Regions from separate parts of the Homo sapiens genome. Here region 2 is linked to region 1. A link is a loop called in an ENCODE intact Hi-C map of the cell type or tissue named here. Cell type or tissue: dorsolateral prefrontal cortex. All regions are shown on one strand. Each heading gives the region's core, and the rest is flanking DNA. Links, peaks and the distances in the headings are about the cores only. Region 1 overlaps AMBRA1 (autophagy and beclin 1 regulator 1). Region 2 overlaps AMBRA1 (autophagy and beclin 1 regulator 1).

The links. Peaks named below come from ENCODE experiments on the same cell type or tissue, not always from the same donor. Only the 100,000 strongest peaks of a DNase experiment are listed, where the experiment ranks them.
Region 2: it touches region 1 in a loop (4-fold over the local background); 11 of 110 quality-filtered maps call a loop at or near these places.

The regions. Positions count from the first base shown.
Region 1 is chr11:46,532,303-46,542,649 of GRCh38, reverse strand. AMBRA1 (autophagy and beclin 1 regulator 1) reads left to right here. Exons shown (of 18, transcript NM_001387011.1): 7 at 1-705. Among named protein-coding and RNA genes, the nearest start is that of AMBRA1, 57 kb to the left of the region's middle. RefSeq lists a silencer at 397-691 and enhancers at 4,016-4,521, 4,522-5,025. In dorsolateral prefrontal cortex, for the core only: CTCF peaks have their summits at 4,428 and 4,631 (motif pointing right); a DNase peak (open chromatin) is centred at 4,639; H3K27ac peaks cover 699 bases.
Region 2 is chr11:46,441,008-46,451,354 of GRCh38, reverse strand. It overlaps AMBRA1 (autophagy and beclin 1 regulator 1), which reads left to right. Exons shown (of 18, transcript NM_001387011.1): 12 at 7,757-7,867. Among named protein-coding and RNA genes, the nearest start is that of MIR3160-2, 5.6 kb to the left of the region's middle. RefSeq lists an enhancer at 4,793-5,294. In dorsolateral prefrontal cortex, for the core only: a CTCF peak has its summit at 4,690 (motif pointing left); no DNase peak of the experiment used is centred there; H3K27ac peaks cover 668 bases.

The sequences.
Region 1 (10,347 bases), core at 1,521-9,520:
TGGCTCTCAGGCATCTGTGTACACTTCAGCCACAGAAGGGAGGGGTTTTCCGGCATCAGGGTTGGCAACTGAGTCAGATGGAGGGAATGGCTCCAGCCAAAACAACTCGGGCAGCATTCGCCATGAGCTTCAGTGTGACCTGAGACGCTTCTTTCTGGAGTATGACCGGCTTCAGGAGCTGGATCAGAGCCTGAGTGGGGAAGCTCCCCAGACCCAACAGGCCCAGGAAATGCTCAACAATAACATTGAATCTGAGAGGCCAGGCCCTTCCCACCAGCCCACCCCACACAGCAGTGAGAACAACTCCAACCTGTCCCGTGGCCACCTGAATCGCTGTCGTGCTTGCCACAATCTCCTGACCTTCAACAACGATACCCTGCGCTGGGAAAGAACCACACCTAACTACTCCTCTGGCGAGGCTAGTTCCTCTTGGCAGGTCCCCAGCTCCTTTGAGAGTGTGCCATCAAGTGGCAGCCAGTTGCCACCTCTCGAGCGGACTGAGGGCCAAACGCCCAGCTCCAGCAGGCTGGAGTTGAGCAGCTCTGCTAGTCCGCAGGAGGAGAGGACTGTGGGGGTGGCCTTTAACCAGGAGACAGGCCACTGGGAAAGAATTTACACCCAGTCCAGCAGATCTGGAACTGTGTCACAGGAGGCCTTACATCAGGATATGCCTGAGGAGAGCTCTGAGGAGGATTCACTCAGGAGGTAAGCAGTCGCTTTCCTATCTTCTGCATCCCTTGCTTTTCTCCTTGTATCATTTCCTTGAGTCCTATAGATGTTGTGGCTGTATCTGGAGTGTCTGGGACCCACGCATCTGCTTCTGATCTCGCCATTGCATTTTCTTGGAAAATCTTGCTCTGGTGGCAGAGATAGGATAGGGCCTAGCAGTATGAGTCAGTTGGCTGCGCTAGCTCTATTTCGGCTAAGCTCAAGGTTCTGGCTTTAGCCTTGAAAGGAGAGTGTAGATTAGGTTAGAGAGGCATGAGGAGATGGAACCATTGACTTTCTCTGCCTGCTTTTTGACCTTGTCGAGACATTGTATGTGCAGGACTACTTATTGTAGTAGTCCCAGAGTGCCTAGGAATAAGTAAAAGAGAACCCTGCATGGTAGAGATTAGTATATTGGCTCTTCGCTGATTGTATTGCTTTGGACAACTGAGTTCACTTCCTAATCCTTATCTTTTGGAACACTGCAGTTTGACAAAGGGAAAAGAAAAAAAAATACATATATGTATATATATGTATGTCAAGAAAAATTCCAATTTTTTCAGAGATACTTGTTTTTGGGCAGCCTATTGCTCAGTTGAGATTCTCTGAATGGACCTTCCAGGTGGACTTTCACCTTGGGGTGGAGAAGAAGAATAATTCATGGAAGGAAAGACTCTCCATACTCAGATTGGCATCCTAGCCAACTCTTTCATGGGAGAAACAGAGTAGGTGTAGTTGATCGCCCACCATATGTTCCATGTATGGCTATGTGCGCATCTATCTTGATTTATTAGGGACTTCTTTCTGTAATTTTGTAAAGGTCAAAGCTAGCATAATCACCAACTCCAAGAATATGCCTGTTGGATCCAAACAGCATATTGCGCTGCATTACATCCTCTGTCGAAGCAACTGAAATTTCTCTGACATAAGCTTCTAACAAGGGTGGGAATATGAATTATGCACATAATGTACTTGTTATTTTGGGAGGATGCTTTAGACAGTCACTCAGTCAATAAGTATTAGTTGAATGGTTACAAATTTTCTAACACTGTGCTAGGCACTGTGGGAAATACAAAAGAAGTATAATACATGGTCTTTACCCACCTGAGTCTACAGTGTTATTGTGGAGGCAAGACAACGAAATTTTTCAAAAGTATAGATGAGCAAATGCTTCATTGTATGGTACCGAGATTGGATGTAGTCTCAGAGAGAGGGAAGTATCATCCAAGAAGGCTTTGCAAAATCAAGTCTTGAAAGATGGATAGGATTTGGAGAGAGCAAGACCTTTTTATTTTAGGGAAACAGCACATGTTAAGGGAGGAAAGGGTATGGTATGTGTAGGTTCTTAGGCAGTTACTAAGGGCCCTGGGTAGGAAGCAGAGGGAGACTTGACTAGATGTGAAAGATGAATAAAATAGAGAGGTTGCTAACTCTGCCCATATGCTTGAAACCAGTTCTGGATTAACAGCTCCTCAATTCCTGGTTTTGGAATATTGTGCCTGGCATACTGGTCTTCATCAGGAGCCCGAGCCTCTGTTCTTCCTCTTTGCCAAGAGTGGTGAGAAGGCAGTCAACACAGGGCATGACATGTAGTAGGCACTTTAAAAGTTTATTAAAGATCTCTGTAAAAGGACTGTCTTCAGTTACTGCTCTAAGAAACCAAGCAGTTGCTGTTTCCGTAATACCAGTGTGCTCTGGTTAGCTTTTGTCCATTCTGCTTTAGTAGTACCTCTTCATGTGCTATTCTGAGAAATTCCTGAGTGGTTTAAATAAACTCTATTGTTTGATGATAATTAGAGATACCAGTTACTGCCGGGCACGGTGGCTCACGCCTGTCATCCAAGAACTTTGGGAGGCTGAGTCGGGCAGACCACTTAAGGTCAGGAGTTCGAGACCAGCCTGGCCAACATGGTAAATCCCCATCTCTACTAAAAATACAAAAATTAGCCGGGCTTGGTGGCGCAGGCCTGTAGTCCCATCTGCTTGGGAAGCTGAGGCAGGAGAATCGCTTGAACCCAGGAGATGGAGGTTGCGGTGAGCCAAGATCACGCCACTGCACTCCAGCCTGGGTGATGGAGCAAGACTCCATCTCAAGAAAAAAGGAAAAAAAGAGATACCAGTTACTGAGGGCCTACTATGTGTTAGGTATTGTGTTCTTGCTTTGAAATAATTCCTTCTGCCTTCAACAACGACTCTATGCAAGTCAGGTATTCAATTTTCCATTTTATAAAGTTGAGGAAAGTGAGGCTCAGGGAAGTCAGTTTCTTGTGAAAGATCATATAATAGGTCTCTGAGTGAGAATTTGAACTCTGGTCTTCATGACTAAAGATTTGTGCAAGCTGCCCTTCATGGCATTTTCCTTAATATAACATTTTTATTTTTTTGAGATGGAGTTTCGCTCTTGTTGCCCAGGCTAGAGTGCAATAGTGTGATCTCGGCTCACCACAACCTCCATCTCCTGGGTTCAAGTGATTCTCCTACCTCAGCCTCCCGGGTAGCTGGTATTATAGGCATGCGCCACCACGCCTGGCTAATTTTGTATTTTTAGTAGAGACGGATTTTCTCCATGTTGATCAGGCTGCTCTCAAACTCCCGACCTCAGGTGATCTGCCCACCTTGGCCTCCCAAAGTGCTGGGATTCCAGGTGTGAGCCACTGCGCCTGGCCGATAACTTCATTTTTAAGTGAACCACTTTTTTTCTTTTAATATTTTATTATGGAAATCTTCAAACATATATAAAAACGAAGAGAAAAGTATAACTGAGCTTCCATACACCTATAACCTGACTTCAAAGGTTATCAATGCTTGGCTGGCTTTCTTTAATCTATATTCCGTCTGCTCCCGGCACCTAGATATCAGATAATTTTGTCTGTAACCACTAGATTTTCTAGAGCAATGCTGTCCAATAAAACTTCTTACACTGATGGAAATGTTCTCTATCTGTGCTATGTAAGATGGTAGCCACTGGCCACACATGGCTATTGAGCATTTGAAATGCTGCTACTGTGATCTGAGAAAATAAATGTAATCTTTAAATTTTTAAGTAATTTAAATAATCACATGTGACTAATGGCTATGATATTATACATCTAAAATATTATTAATCACTTAATAAAGTAGGTTATTTAAAACCCAGAAACTACTGGGTAGGTGCAGTGGCTCACGCCTGTAATCCCAGCACTTTGAGAGGCCGAAGCAGGCAGATTGCCTGAGGTCAGGAGTTCGAGACCAGCCTGGCTAACATGGTAAAACCGCGTCTCTATTAAAAATACAAAAAAAATTAGCCAGGCATGGTGGTGCATGCCTGTAGTCCTAGCTACGTGGGAGGCTGAGGCAGGAGAATCACTTGGACCCGGGGAGGCGGAGGTTGCAGTGAGCCGAGATTGCACCACTGCACTCAAGCCTGGGCGACAGAGCAAGACTCCGTCTAAAAAAAAACCCAGAAACTATTAAGGATGTACCATAATTTTTTGTTTAAGTATTTTTTTCTTTTCTGGTGCCAAAAAATATATGCATTGTGGTTTAAAGTTCAACCATTTAAAAATGTGTATTATAAAAATGAAGTCCCTGGTCATCTCACTGTAAACAATTTTATATTTATGCTCATTTTCTTTTAAAATATACAAATAACTCAGGGTTCTCATTGTAAGATAGTATATTAATACAGTAGTTACATTATTTATATGGAATCACTTTTAAATGAGCTAGGATGTCGTATACCATAAGGGCTGACAGCTGTCTCAAAAATGAGGTATGTTGTAAAATAAGTGCGTACACATTAAAGAAGGACCACCATTTGAATGGCTGCATTCTGATGTAAATCACTAAGACAAACAGGTGCTGGTCTGCCTCTTCCTCTGCCTTCTAAAGGGGCTGAAAGTCTCTAGGTGATGAGCCAACCCTTGCTTCTAGTTCTCCAGCAGGTGTCACTGTTGGGCTGCTGCTGCTAGGTTAGGATGACTGGGAAGAAAAGGTGTCCCTGCTGTTTGTGTACGAGGTTGGTTCTTTTAACAAAGCCTGTTTTTGTAGATGACTGTTGTTCCTGAGTGAGTGGAGTTCATAAAAGGTGATTGTACTTGAAAGGAGAAAGTTTTGTTCATTGGCCTTATAGTAGAAGATAGGCAAAGGAGAGATGTCTGGATCCTTGGTGCTGCTGGGATATTTAATAGTGTTTGCAAATAGTGAGGGTATTGATAAGCATACAGTGTGTATTTCAGTGTAGCTGTGTGCTGCCAAGTGGTAATAACCAGTACACGGTTTGTCTCCTTTTGCCTGTGGGCAGTGGAGGGCAAACTGTCTTTTTATAATAGTCTGACGCTACATTGCAACTTGAGTGGTGGGCCTTTGCTTCACTACAAAGAAATGATTTCTCTGTGTGGGAGTGCAGGATCCAGCAGAAGATCAGGGTATTGTGGCTCCTTGCGGTAGGGTGCCCTTGGCCTTTAAAAACTGGTACTAGGAAAAAGAAAATGGTTTCAATGGCAAGTTAAAACTGGAGGGAACCTAGAACTTTTGTAGTCTAGTCTCTCTCTGATGACAAAACAGAGAGAGTAAATGATTTCTTAAAGAGGTGTTTGTAAGCAAAAGTGGGGTTTGAACTCCTGGGCCCTGAAGAGGGCACCCTTTCCTCCGTTTCATTTGAAATAAGTGCCTTCAAACAGCAGTTTTCTTTGTCAAAACCTCTGTTGCTCATGTAGGTCATTGCCTGAGGGAACTTTTCAGTTAACTCTTATTGTAAGAAATTGGAGGTCTGTTAGATAATTTGTAATTATTATTTTTGGGTAGAATGGTAACTAACACAATGCTTCTAGGAGAAATGCTGTTTTAGTTATTTGCCCATAGAACTACATTGATTAATCCCAATAAAGTGATCCCTGTTAGGGATGTTCACTATTAAAATTCCAGCAACTGAGAGAGATAAAAATTGGTCTCAATCTCCTCCTAGAAGCACTAATTGTTTCTGTATTCTGTCTCTAGGTAGTTAAAGACTTGGGTCTGGAGTATTTAGTAAGACTGAGCGTCTTCTGAGAATTTAGGTCTTTTTCTCTCATGATAGATGAAGACTGGGGAAGTACATTGACGGCCTTAGTGTGAAATGTGGCCATCAAGGTTAGAGTTAGAAGCCCTCATTGGATTGCTAAGTTTCTTAGACTTTTATGGGGGAATTGCTTTGGAGCTTAGAACAGTCTGAAGCCCTTTGAGGCTTCGTGGGCCACCACACTTATTTGATCCCTCAGCTCCAGTCACTTGGGGATTCTCCAGGGAGGCCTCGGCCCAAACATTGATGGAGGAAAATAAATGGGTGTCTGCGGGGCTGATTGTAGGTCCACAAAAGGGGGCCGGCAACCTAAAAATGAGGAAAGTAGCAGTCTTCTTAGCCTGACTACTATAGAAAGGGGTCCAAATTTAGTAGTTTTTCTGTGCCATTGATCTAGCTGAGTCTAAAGAGTTTCGATATCTAATCTCTCCCAGTTTCTTTGGATGGGGAATATACACAATTTATTATTCAAAACCCAGCACAGCTGTCACCGTGTCCCTTGGGAAACCTTCCCTGACTGTCCCAAGTAATCACTTCCTTTTCTTTGTTGCATGTGTACTAGATACTTCTTTGTGATATTGCACCCATGACAGAAAATTATTTGTTTACCTTTCCGTCAGTGAGCTCCCTGAAGGCAGTGATCATGTCTGTATATATCCCTTGTCTACCTAGAATACTACCTGGCCACACAGTAGATGCTCAGTAAATGTTAGTTGAATTGAATAAGTAGAATTGAAATTATGTTCCTTATGGTTTCATATGCAATATAAGTCCTGTTTGGCCTTTTTAGTAAAAAAGATTAAAAAACCTATTACTATATCCCATCATTTGGTCTTACAGAGAGTCATTGGCTCAATAATCACTTGTTAAATAAATGAAACGGTATTACTTAGAGTTGTACAAGGAAGTCACACCTTCCAAAACTTGAGCTCCGGTGACCTCTGATGTTTCACTGTGTGCTATGTTCCTAACTTGTGAATGGGTTGTCCTGAAGCCTGTAATAAGTCTGTTGCACCTGGCCAATATGTGTCCTTCATATTGGCTTTACACTGATGACTCAGGGTCTGCGCCTTCCTCGAGAGCACTGGCATCATATGCAGCCTTCCCTTTTTTTATCTTTTTGGTACCCCATTCCTATTGAATACAGCTTGCTCTTGACACCATTTTGTTGGTCTTTGGCTTGGCATCTCAGTAATATTATTAGGTCTTTGGCTTGGCACCTCAGTAATATTATTATCTCTGCCAGTCAGTGCTGTTGGTATTTTTTTTCTCCTTAAAGATTCTTCTGCAATCTCTATGAAGGTATACTTGGTCTTGATTTAGTTCAAAAATTACATGTGGATAATCCAATTTAAATGCGAAGGTTCTTTCCTACTGATGCTTTTTCTTTAAGTTTCTGTGGAAGGCATTCATTAAATTTGCTTAGAAGTAGGATTTTTAGGGTTTGAGAAAATGTGTGCTCTCATCTTTTGTTTTGGAGTCTGAGCATCATGAGAGTGAACCTTGTTAAGTTTTGAGATGCTTGTAGGTCCCTTTTTTCTTGTGGAGGTCAGAATCCTTATGTTAGTTAGCAGAAAGTTTTGCTTTACCTCTAATTATGCGGAGTGTGAATAGTTCCCCCTGAAAAAAACTGGTGGAATTGTTGTCTTTGGTATTCAAGATACTATACAGTAAACGCTTTCTAACTTCTGAGTTCTTCTTAGTTAGAAGTTCGGCATTTAAGGACAAATAGGAAAGAATCCTCAACTGTGAGAATTTCATTTGTGATACAGGCAAATTATGACGTGTTCTTTCTAGGAAGAGAGAGGAACAAGTATTGGGAAATAAAAAGGAGACAAAGCCTGTGGTGGAATTAACAAACTTATTTTAAGAGATGTAAGGGAAGGGAAGCTGGGGAAGGTAAACTCAGGCTTTAGAATAGGGTACTGAGGGCTGGGTGTGGTGGCTCATGCCTGTAATCCCAGCACTCTGAGAAGCCAAGTTGGGCAGATGGTTTGAGCTCAGGAATTTGCGACCAGCCTGGGCAACATGGTGAAACCCTATCTCTACAAAAAGCTCAAAAATTAGCTGGGCATCGTGGCATGTGCCTGTAGTCCCAGCTACTCGTGGGGCTGAGGTGGGAGGATCGCTTGAGCTCAGAAGGTTGAGGCTGCAGTGAGCCATGATTGCGCCTCTGCACTGCAGCCTGGGCAACAGAGTGGAGACCCTGTCTCTCAGAAAAAGGAAGAGGGAACTGAGGAGTATGCACAAGGACTGCTTCCTGGATGAGTTTGGTTCTTCCTAATAACGCTGAGAGTTGGGCTTGTAAACTGTGATTGATCCATGCATCCATCCATTCACTCATTCCATTAACAGATATTTACCAAGCACCTGCTGGATTTCAGGTGCTATTTATTTTACTTTATTTTGAGATGGAGTTTCGCTCTTCTTGCCCAGGCTGGAGTGCAATGGTGCGATCTGGGCTCACTGTAACCTCCGCCTCCCGGGTTCAAGTGATTCTTTTGCCTCAGCCTCTCAACTAGCTGGGATTACAGGCGCCTGCCACCACGCCTGGCTAACTTTTCTGTATTTTTAGTAAAGACGGGGTTTCACCATGTTGGCCGGACTGGTCTTGAACTCCTGACCTCTGGTGCTCCGCCCGCCTCGGCCTCCCAAAGTTCTGGGATTATAGGCCTGAGCCACCGCACCTGGCTGGCACCAGGTGCTATTTAAATGCCAGCAATAATTCTCTCATTCTAATGGGAGAAAGACAATAAAAAAATAAGATATCTAGTATGCCAGACAGTGATAAGTTCTATGGCAAAAAAGAGAAATGTATAAAAAATGTAGGGGATGCTGCAATTTGAAATAGGATCATCAAAAAAGGTTTGATAAGGTTACACTGGAGCAGAGGAGACCTTAAAGAAGTGCGAAAACAAACCCCGTCGACACTAGGGGAAGGACATTTTAGACAGAGGAAAGGGCGAATGCAAAATCTCTGAGATGCTTGGCACCGTCAGCCAGTGCAGCTGGAGCACAGCAAGGGATGGAGTGATAGAAGATGAAGTTGGAGAGGTGACAAGGATGAGATTATGCAGGGTCTTCTAAGCCATTTAAAAGATTTTTGCCTTTTCCTTTGAGTGACTTGGGAAACCATCAGAAGTGGAGTAGCATGATCTTATATTTTAAAAAGATAACTGTGGCTGCTGGTTGAGAATAGACCTAGGAGCTAAGTAGCGTAAATTAAAGCTAGGCCAACTCTGCACACTTTTAGATTGATTTGTGTCTTGAGACTGTGTTGAGAACCAAAAAGGAGGAGTGACTTGTTCTGTCAAGATAAGAGAGGCCTTAAATGTTTGGGTGAAGAGCTGATGAACGGTTGAACAAATGAATGAATCAATCATCTCAGCAGGCATATTACCTGCAACAAAGCCCCTCCACTCTTCCCCAACCTCCAAACAAGAAGGCGTGTTATCGAACTGTGAGGAAGGGAGAGCTTGAAAAATTAATAGTAAACAAGAGATCATAAATGGAAATGAAATTCCTGTTTTTTGCTAATTACAAAACTATTGTCAATTCATTTGTAAAAAATCAAACATTACAGAAATGTACAATTGTAGAAAGTGGATATCCTCTTAAAGCCACTGCTCAGAGATCTGCTATTAACAATTTGTGTGTGTGTTAACTCCAGAATTTTTTCTATGCTAATCAAAACACATTTTTCCATTTATTTTAATTCTTTTCCTTTTTTTTTTTTCTTTTGAGACAGAGTCTCGCTTTGTAGCCCAGGCTGGAGTGCAGTGGTGCAATCTTGGCTCACTGCATCCTCCACCTCTGGGGCTCAAGCGATTCTCGTGCCTCAGCCTCCCGAGTAGCTGGGATTACAAGTGTGTGCCACCAGGCCTGGCTAATTTTTGTATTTTTAGTAGAGACAGGGTTTCACCATGTTGGCCATGTTTTGTTTTCTTTTTCACAGTGTTGCAGGATCTTTGTGTACTTAAGTGTTTTTAGAAGATGAAGTTCTAGAAGTGGAATTGCTAGTGCCCAAGAGTATGAGCGTTGTTAGTGGTAAATGAAAATTAATTGTATGCTACTCATTATTACTAATGTAAGATATATAAAGTATTTCTTATTTCCTGTTTTATTTAACTGAACATTATTTCATAGATTTCATAGATTAGAACTCTTAAGGCCGGGCACTGTGGCTCACGCCTGTAATCCCAGCACTTTGGAAGGCCAAGGTGGGCGGATCACAAGGTCAGGAGTTTGAGACCAGCCTGGCCAACATGGTGAAACCCCATCTCTGCTAAAAATACAAAAATTAGCTGGGCATGGTGGTGGGTGCCTGTAGTCCCAGCTATTTGGGAGGCTGAGGCAAGAGAATCGCTTGAAGCCGGGAGGCAGAGGTTGCAGTGAGCTGAGATCGCACCACTGCACTCCAGCCTCGGCAAAAGAGAGAAACAACATCTCAAAAGAACTCTTCAACCTTTCTTCCCCCATAAGCTCTTAAGCTTATCAGTAGTAAATTCTCCTACTACGGGTTTTCAGGAGCTTCCTCCTCAAGTTTTTGAGAAAAACTTTTGTTTTATTCTAATAATTGCCACCTTGAGGTGTTAGTGTAC
Region 2 (10,347 bases), core at 603-8,602, 90 kb after region 1:
CTGTGATGATTATTATGATTTTATCCCTAGACACATTCTGGGAGCTCTGGCCTACAAGTTGAAGACCTGACTCTGGAATGAGACTTGGCAGCTTAGTTTTTGCCATTGTTGTTGGCTGATAGTTAGCCAGGATCACTGGATTTAAGCTTCTTTTCCTCCTTGTTTTGTCTGTCATCAGAATAATCTTTATTTCTTCTTTTGCTCTAAGCCTCAATGAAAGGAATTTCTGTGGTTATATGATAGATATGAACTACCATGACTAGTATTGTCCTTATGAACAGCTGCTGTTCCCACTGTCTCCTAGAATGTGAATGAAAGTCGTGGCCCCTCCCTCTTTTTTAGGTTTATTAAAAGTTGAGTGGAAAATACAGACAGTTCCCATATACTCCCTCCCCTTACACCCACAGGCTTCCCCACTGTCCACACCAGTGTGGTACATTTGCTGCAGCTGATGAACCAACGTAGACACATCATTATCACTCAAAGTATGCGTTTACATTAGGGTTCATGCTTGGTGTTGTAAATTTCACTGGTTTTGGCAAATGTATGTGCCATGTATCCAACATTGTAGTAACATAGAAAATAACTTTACTGCTTAAAAAATCTCCTTGTGGCTGTACATGGTGGCTCATGCCTATAATCCCAACACTTTGGGAGGCCAAGGCAGGTGGATCTCTTGAGTTCAGGAGTTGGAGACAAGGCTGGGCAACATGGTGAAACCCCATCTCTACAAAAAATACAAAAAAAATCAGCTGGTCATGGTGGCACACACCTGTAGCCCCAGCTACTCGGGAGGCTGAGGTGGGAGGATCATCTGAGCCCAGAAAATTGAGGCTTCCGTGAGCCGTGATTGCACCACTGCACTCCAGCCTGGGCAATGGAGTGAGACCCTCTCTCAAGAAAAGAAAAAAAAAAAAAATCTTGTGCTCACCTGTTCGTCTCTGCCTCCCTGCAAACCAACCCCTACCAACTACCCATCATTTTTCTGTCTCTATAACTTTTCCTTTTCCAGAATCTCATACAGTTGGAATCCTATAGTATGTAGCCTTTGACTTCTTTCATTTAGTAACATGCACTTAAGGTTCCTCCATGTCTTTTTGTGGATTGATAGCTCATTTCTTTTAGCATGAATAATATTCCATTGTATGGATGTGCCACAGTTTATCCATTCATCTCTTAAATGAAGAACATCTTGGTTGCTTCCAAGTTTTGACAATTATGAATAAATAAATAAAGCTGCTATAAATATCCATGTGTAGGTGTTTGTGTGGACATTAGTTGTTTTTTTTTTTTTTTTTGAGACAGTCTCGCTCTGTTGCCCAGGCTGGAGTGCAGTGGCGTGATCTCGACTCACTGCAAGCTCCACCTACTGTGTTCAAGCGATTCTCCTGCTTCAGCCTCCTGAATAGCTGGGATTACAGATATGCGCCACCACGCCCCGCTAATTTTTGTATTTTTAGTAGAGATGGGATTTCACTATGTTGGTCAGGCTGGTCTTAAACTCCTGACCTCATGATCCACCTGCCTTGGCCTCCCAAAGTGCTGGGATTACAGGCGTGAGCCACTGCGCCCGGCCTATATTAAGTCTTGAAGTTGGGTTGTGTCAATCCTCCAATTTTGTGTTTTCCTTCCATATTGTGTTGGCTATTCTGGGTCTTTTGCCCTTTCATATAAACTTTAGAATCAGATTGTTAATATTCACAAAATAATTCAGGATTTTGATTGGGATTGTGTTGAATCTGTAGATCCAGCTGAGAAGAATTGACATTGTAACAGTACTGAGCCTTCCTATTCATGAACATGGAATATCTCGCTAATTTAGTTTTATCCTTTGTGATGTCTTTCATCAGTTTTGTAGCTTTCCTCCTATAGACCTTGTACATATTTTGTTAGATTTATACCTAAGTTTATTTTTTTGATGCTAATGTAAGTGGTGGTGTATTTTTAATTTCAAGTTCCAGTCATTCATTTGTTCATTGCTGCAATATAGGAAAGCAGTTGACCTTGTATCTTGAAACCTTGCTATAATTATTTAATAGTTACTGGAGTTTTTTTGTTGATTCTTTGGGATTAGACAGTGATGTCATCTGGCAACAAACAGATTTCTTCCAATCTGTATACCTTTTATTTACTTTGTTTTGCGGTGGGGGGTGGTTTCTGATTGCATTAGCTAGGACTTCCAATATGATGTTGAAAAGTATTGGTAAGAAGGGGCTTCCTTGCCTTGTTCCTGGTCTTAGGGGGAAAGTATCTAGTTCCTCACCATTGAGTATGATGTTAGTTGCAGGTATTTCATATTTCTATTTTCTGGAAGAGACGTTAGAGAACTGGTACAATTTCTTCCTTAAATGTTTGGTAGAATTTAGTGAAACCATCTGGGCCCAGTTCTTTCTGTTTTAGGAGATTATTAATGATTGCTTCAATTTAATAGATATAGGCCTATTTAGATTATTTGTCTCTTGTGTAAATTGTAATATACTGTGTCTTTCAAGGAAAGTTAGTCCATTGCATGTAGGTTTTCAAATTTGTAGGCATACGGTTGTTCATAGTATTCCCTTATTGTCCTTTTGGTGTCCATGGGATCAGTAGTGATGGCCCCCCTTTCTTTTCTGGTATTAGTAATTTGTATCTTCTCTCTTTTTTCGTAGTTGGCCTACCTAGATGTTTATTGTTTATTGATCTTTCAAAGTTTTTGGTTTTATTGATTTTTCTCTATAGGTGATTTCCTGTTTTCAGTTTCATTGGTTTCTGCTCATGTTTTTCTTCTGCTTACTTTGGGTTTAATTTGCTCTTTTTCTTCTTTCTTATGGTAGGTGCTTAAATTACAGATTTTAGATCTTTCGTCTTTTCTTATACATGCATTCAATGCTATAAATTTCCCTCTAAGCACTGCTTTCACTACATTTCACGAATTTTGAGAAGTCATGTTTTCATTTTCATTTACATTTAATCCAAAATATTTTTAAATCTCTCTTGAGACATATTCTTTGAGCCATGTGTTGTTCAGAAATGTATTGTTTAATCTGTCAGTTTTATAGGATTTTCCAGTTATCTTTTTATTACGGATTTCTAGTTTAGTTCTCTTGTAGTCTGCAAGTGTAATATGTATTATTCCTTTTCTTTTGTATTTGTTACATTGTGTTTTGTGGCCCAGAAGGTGGTCTGTCTTGGCCTGGGCTGTTTTCAAGGAGAAAGTTGCCAAATAGTATAGGGCCTAGACAGTTTATTTTAATCTTCAGATTAAACACTTCTCTCTCTTGGCCCTGGCACACTATTTGGGCCAGTCTCTTACACAAGGACATCTCTCTATAAGCTGTCTGTTGATGCTGATGTAAGTAGTAGTGTAACTGTAGATGAAATACACACAGAGATTGGAGTAGATGACAGATATAACTTTAAAGGCCATTTATTAGACACTTAGTATTTGCCATCACTATTTATTTATGTATTTATTTACAAGATGGTCTGGCTGTGTCACCCAGGCTGTAACTGTAGATGCAATACACACAGAGAGTGGAGTAGATGACAGACATAATTTTAAAGGCCATTTATTATGCACTTAGTATTTGCCATCACTATCTATCTATCTATCTATCTATCTATCTATCTATCTATCTATCTATCTATCTATCTATCTATCTATCTACAAGATGGTCTGGCTCTGTAACCCAGGCTGTAGTGCAGTGGTGCAGTCTCAGCTCACCGCAACCTCCACCTTCCAGACTCAAGCTATCCCACCTCAGTCTCCTGGGTAGCTGGGACTACAGGTACACGCCACCACACCTGGCTAATTTTTGTGTTTTGTGTTTTTGGGTTTTTTGAGACAGAATCTTGCTCTGTTGCCCAGGCTGCAGTGTGGTGGTGCGATCTCATCTCATTGCAACCTCCTCCTCCTGGGTTCAAGCAATTCTCATGCCTCAGCATCCCAAGTAACTGAGACTACAGGCACACACCACTATGCCTGGCTAATTTTTGTATTTTTAGTAGAGGTAGGGTTTCACCATGTTGGTCACGCTGGTCTCGAACTCCTGACCTCAAGTGATCCTCCTGCCTTGGCCTCACAAAGTGCTGGGATTACAGGTGTGAGCTACTGCGCGTGGCCTTTTTTTTTTTTGCGATAAGAGTCTCACTCTGTCCAGGCTGGTTACAAATTCCTGGGCTCAAGTGATCTGCCCACCTTGGCCTCCCAAAGTGCTGGGGTTATGGGCGTGAGCCACCATGCCCGACCACTTTGTATTTATTGTCTTAGTAAGTTCTTCCAACAATCCTGTAAGTTGTAGGTACTATTATACCCTTTTCTACAGATAAGGAAACTGAGGTTCAGAGAGATTAATTTATACAAAGTCACACTATAGTAGATAATGACAGGAAGTGTCAAAATCTGGTCCAGTTGATTCTGAAACCTGTATTCTCAAAACAAACAAAAAACAAGCCGTAAGATCCCATTGGCAGATATGGAAAATTGAAGTTGTAATGCTGTGCCTTGGATTAGTTTCTTTCCATGACTATAACAGCATCACTTGTTAGCAGCAGACATTCTAGTAGTGGTGCTAAGAGCACCTACCCTGGAGTTAAAATGTAGGATATGTTTATCTAGCTTAGCATTTCTCAACTAGGAATGATTTTTATCCCCAGAGGACATTCGGCAGTGTCTGGAGACATTTTTGGTTGTCTCAACTATGTGGAGTGGGGTGCTACTGGCATCTAGTGGGTAGAGGCCAGGGATGCTAAATGTTCTGCGATGCACAAGACTCTTCACACAAATAATTATCTGTCCTAAAATTTCAGTAGTGCAGAGGTTGAGAAACTCTGAGTCTAGCTTGTTCCATTCTGTCATTACTACATGGGAGAACCTTGAAACCTTAGAAATCCCTTAGCAGTCTCTCAGGATTTGGTTTCTGAGGCTAAGTGCCTCGTATGTAAATACTTTCTAGCTCAGTCCATTAACCCCCTCTGGCACATTTCCTGCCTTCATCTTAGTGGCCAGAGGCCTACTAAATGGTTGGGGTTGTTTTAATAACATCAGGCTTTTTCCTCCTGTTGTTTCCAAGAGACAGGCTCAGTTGGCCTACAGTTCTTGAAGAAAAGAACCTGGTAACAGTACTCTAATCTGTTGCTGGCATCTTTAGCTCCCTAATCTGTGTTTATATGACACAAAAAAAATGACTCTCCTTGGTGCCAGGCTTCATTCCTCCTCAGCACCCTGGCACCATTGGCAGAGAGCACCTCCCCAGTCTCTTCCACACAGTGGCAACCCTACATGTTGATTTTATGGCACAGCTGTTCTCCAGAAGATGTTTCTTGAGACATGGACAGTACAGGATGCCTCTGGAGCCGGGATTTGGGAGTCTTAATCATTTGTGTTCCCATTTGCAGATCCACAGTACTCAAAAAGCATCTGGTATTATTCCTTAACTGTTTTCCTGTTTGTAGTTCTTATCCCTTCCCCCAGAATAAGCTCTTAAAATATGAAGTTTGTTTTTTCAATTTATTTTCTACCCTCTCTTAGCAACTAGCATTTTGTTCATCATGTACTGAGAAAATCAACTTACCTTCTATCATTTGGGGTTGTTAAAAGCTGGAGAAAATGATAAGGAGCTAAATTAATTTGAGAGACTAGTGGTCAAAGGAGGGTGTCAACCATCTTGATAAGCAAGCCCAGGAAACAATTCGGAAACTCAGTGGAACTGAGCCTGGATCAGAATGAAATGGAATAATTCCTTCCAGGGAAGTGGTAGACCTTGTAACTAAAGAATGATTTTCATTATCAAAGAGGCATAGAAAAATCAAGAAAGTTCCTTTTAATAAAGTCGTTCAGGTATCTTACCCTCCTCATGACCCAGAGGTTCAGCAAAAGTCAGATATAATTATTAAAGGGGAATTTTCTGTGAAGGTTAAAGCAAGGGTATATATTTACCTCATCTTATGATACGCCACAGGGACCTCAAATAGAGATTTGAGGTCAGTGGACTCACTGACAGCACACCCCCAAATGCTGTCATTCTCAGGTCTCAGGGAGAGCATGACTGGGCTTATGTCTTTGAATTTGCAAGATTTTAAAGGATGTCTTGTTTTGTGGGTATTCATTTATCTAGAACGGTTTGTTTTAGCCTTTATTCCATTATTGTCCTCCTGAGGAACCTTTTTAGACATTTTTTCCCTACTTGTCTCTCCTCCCATGAAATTTTAATATCACAGATACAATGTGTATCTATTTATATACTCTGATGCTTTGGAGGGGAACAAATGATTACACTAAGTTTTTTTTTGTTTTTTTTTTTTTGTTTTTCTTTTTTTTGCCCCTTTGAACCAATTTTTACCCCCATGGGGATGATATTTCCCATGTTGAGAATGCATGATCTAGAAGTATCATCATTTTGGAAATGAACTGTTATTTGTACTTTTCCTTACAAATTGAAAATGAGACAAAGACAAGACTGTCAATAAATTAATGCTGAAAAACAGTCTTCTGACACAGTGGCCAGCAGCAACCGGAAGAGTGCAGAGAGTACTTTTCTCATATTTCTTGGCTTCTATGAAGGTTTTCTCTTTGAACCATCTCTTGATCATTTGGGGAAAGAAAGGGACACCAGGAGTAGCAGTGCAATAAATGCCGCTCTCTAAAAGAAAAAAACTACAGTTCACAAGATGCTTTTGCAGTGATGTGCAGAGGAGGAAGACTAGGTGATACTGAAGAATCTGGGTATGAAATTGTCCATTTTTCCAAGGCTGGTAAACTCTAACAAGTTCAGTTTTTCACAGTAGCCTTTGATTTACAGCTGAGAATACCATTTAGGTTAGCTAGCATACAAGAATGTTCTATTCTTCCAACAGGGTTTGACTCTGTCTGATCAGAAGGAGGGTGGTTGTGTATGAAATGCACCTCAGAAGGAGGAGGAGGAAATGACATGTTCATGTAAATGAAATACAACTGCAAATTAAAGTGTCACCCTGTTAAAAAAATCCATTTTTTATTTAATTGGTTACCAAGGAAAAAAATGTCATACAGAAGAATATATCTCAGAGAAAGTTAAACCTGGAGATGTTACAAGCAAATGTGGATTCAAGGAGGTTCTTAGGGGGTAGGTATTATAAAAGATGGCCTTAATAAAAATATTCTGATGCTACAAAGTGAGGCTCATAAATTTTTATTGTGTTACGTGCCAGGGGTCCAGAAGAGATGAATGAATATTACCTTATTTGTTTTTTACTGTCTGTTTCTATCCAATCAGCTGTATAGTAGCTGCCTCTTCCCTGGAGGAAGCCTGTTTTTGAGATGTCCTATTAGGAAGAAAGTGATAAAGGAGGAGATACTTTGTCTGAAAGAGTGCTGCTTACTATCAGGATGTCCAGGGACTGAAATGCTGCTGGCTTTTCTGTGTTAATGGTGTCTTCCCATTTTTCATTTTTCTTTTCTCACATTTTTGTGAAAATTCACCTGTCTCTTTTAGATGTTGAGCCTACCAGACCATGTATGTACAGTACCTGCCACGTTGTTGGCACTAAGTAAATGTTAAGTAACAATGGGAAGGACTGATGAATGGGATTATATTTCCACATTGAATTGTTCCCTGGCAAACATGCCTGGTTTTTCTTTGAGACAAAGACTTGCCAGATGGGACTCATTAGCTTTCTTCAGCCATAGTCTAGTTTTTCCTCTTCTCTCCCCACTACTAATCCCAGTATTGTTTTATGTTTTGCAGTGGAAACGTGGATAAATAATATAATGTGCTGTCTTTGACTTCTTCCTCATAAGGGGCAGTGATCGGTGATGGACAGTCTGCTGTGGCCAGTAACATTGCCAATACTACCTACCGGCTCCAGTGGTGGGACTTCACTAAGTTTGACCTCCCTGAAATCAGTAATGGTAAGTCAATGTCAAATGGGGGTATCAGTGGAAGGGTTATATTTGCTGGTGAGCCAGAACTCAAAAATTCATGGAGCACTGGGTTTTTCATCATCCTATTGAGCAGTTGTTATCTACATGCCATTTCTGCACCTCTTCTGTAACTTTCTTTTCAGGTCCATTAACCAGATATCAACCATACCATACACTTAAGTCTATTAAGATCTGGATTAATCGAGTTTAATTAACATCACTGTAGTCTTTCCTAAAAGGGTCACAAGGTTTAGCTCTTGGATCCTACACTCCCTTCTCTTTCTCTTCTTTTCAGTTCCACCTAAACTTTAGGTTTTGACCAGTGAACTACTAGTCCACAAACTCTTCAGAGCAGAGAAATCTTTGTTTTTGTGTCTACTTCAGTACCTTACATTGTTTGCTGCTGAGGGTGGGTGCAAGACATGTTTGCTGAATTGCTTAATTGAGAGTTACAGGCTGGGTGCGGTGGCTCACGCCTGTAATCCCAGCACTTTGGGAGGCCAAGGCAGGCGGATCACTTGAGGTCAGGAGTTCAAGACCAGCCTGGCCAACATGGTAAAACCCTGTCTCTACTAAAAATACAAAAACTAGCTAGGCATGATGGCATGCACCTATAATCCCATAGGGCTTAGTTGTTCATATCTGAAGCTGAAATTTTTCTATCTTGTCTGTGTGATATTATAAGACTTTGCCAGTTGCCTTAAAATAATTAAGATATTCTATGTCTGTGGCATTTCCTGATATGCCAGTTTTCGTATCTTTATTCATCTCAATGGTATGGTTGATATCTGATTTACAAACATGACTGTTTCAGTTTCCTTGCTTCTAGTGAAGTCTGCAGTCCACATCCCAGTTGTTCTATTGGAATCACAACATTTTAAACCTCTCATTTCACTTTCTACCTCGTGAAGGGCTCTCTCTTGCACATTTCTGAGAGGGATGGTCCAGCCTCTGCTTGACTGCTTCTGATGATAGACCACACTGACAAGGTGGCCTGACCATCACTGCTAGATTTGTGTTAAAATATTCTTTCAGCCAGGTGTAGCAGCTCACACCTGTAATCTCAGCACTTTAGGAGGCTGAGTTGGGAGGATCACGTGATCCCAGGAGTTCAAGACCAGCCTGGCCAACATGATGAAACCTCGTCTCTACTAAAAATACAAAAATTAGCTGAGTGTGGTGGTGCATGCCTGTTTTCCCAGCTACTCGGGTGGCTGAGGCACAAGAATTGCTCGAACCTGTGTGGCAGAGGTTGCAGTGAGCCAAGATCACATCCCTACACTCCAGTCTGGGTGACAGAGTGACACCCTATCTCCAAAAAAAAACAAAAACACACAATTAATTGAGCATGGTGGCGTACATCTGTAGTCCCAGCTACTTGGAAGGCTGAGGTGGGAGGATCATCTGAGCCCAGGAGGTCGAGGCTGCTGTGAGCCAAGATCACACCACTGCACTCCAGCCTTGGCAACAAAGCAAGACCCTGTCTCAAAAAAAAAAAAAAAAAAGTTTTTTTTTTTTTTGCACTGAGCCACCATTTCCCTTGTCACTTTCTCCCATTGGTCCTAGTTCTGTCTCTGAACCTCCATAGTATAAATCTCGTAATGCTTCTTTCAAGTGACAGTACTCTGACTATTTAAACTAAGCTGCCATTTTCCATTAAATCTTTGTTGAAAGGTCAAACCTCCTTAGATTCCTTTCACTGATTTCCAAATCCTTGACAGTTCTGCTCCTCTTTCCTTTTAACTTTCAGTGGAGGAGGGCAGAAAAGAATAGAAAACTCTAGATGTGAGCTGTCGAATACATAGTACAGTGGTGCTTCAGACACTATTAGCTTACCCTATGGTTTCAGCAGTTTTTTCAGAAGCCACTCTTGAATTTTTAGTCACTTAAAATTTCTTGATAATTGTTAATAAACCAAGACTCAACCTTCCTGTACTTGTACAGCTTGATCTTTTTTTTTCTGAAACAGAGTCTTGCTCTGTCACCAGGCTGGGGTGCAGTCGCATGATCTCGGTGTACTGCAATCTCCGCACCCCCAGGTTCATGCGATTCTCCCGCCTCAGCCTCCCGAGTAGCTGGGACTACAGGTGCACGCCACCACACCCAGCTAATTTTTGTATTTTTAGCAGAGACGGGGTTTTGCCATATTGGCCAGGCTGGTCTCGAACTCCTGACCTCAGGTGATCCACCCACCTCGGCCTCCCAAAGTGCTGGGATTACAGGCGTGAGCCACCGTGCCCGGCCCAGCTTATCTTTTAATAACGAAAACAGATTTGTATTTGTTTCTATTCAATTTTTTCTGTCAACTGTAGTTTCTTTTTCCTGCCTCTCATCATCTATTTGAACTTTGTTTTAGTCCTTCTTTCTCAGTATTCCATTGTCTACTAATTCAATAAACATGCTTTTCTGTCTTCTGTCAGATTGTTAGCAAAAAGTAGTGAATCAGGCAGGGCATTGCACCAAACCTT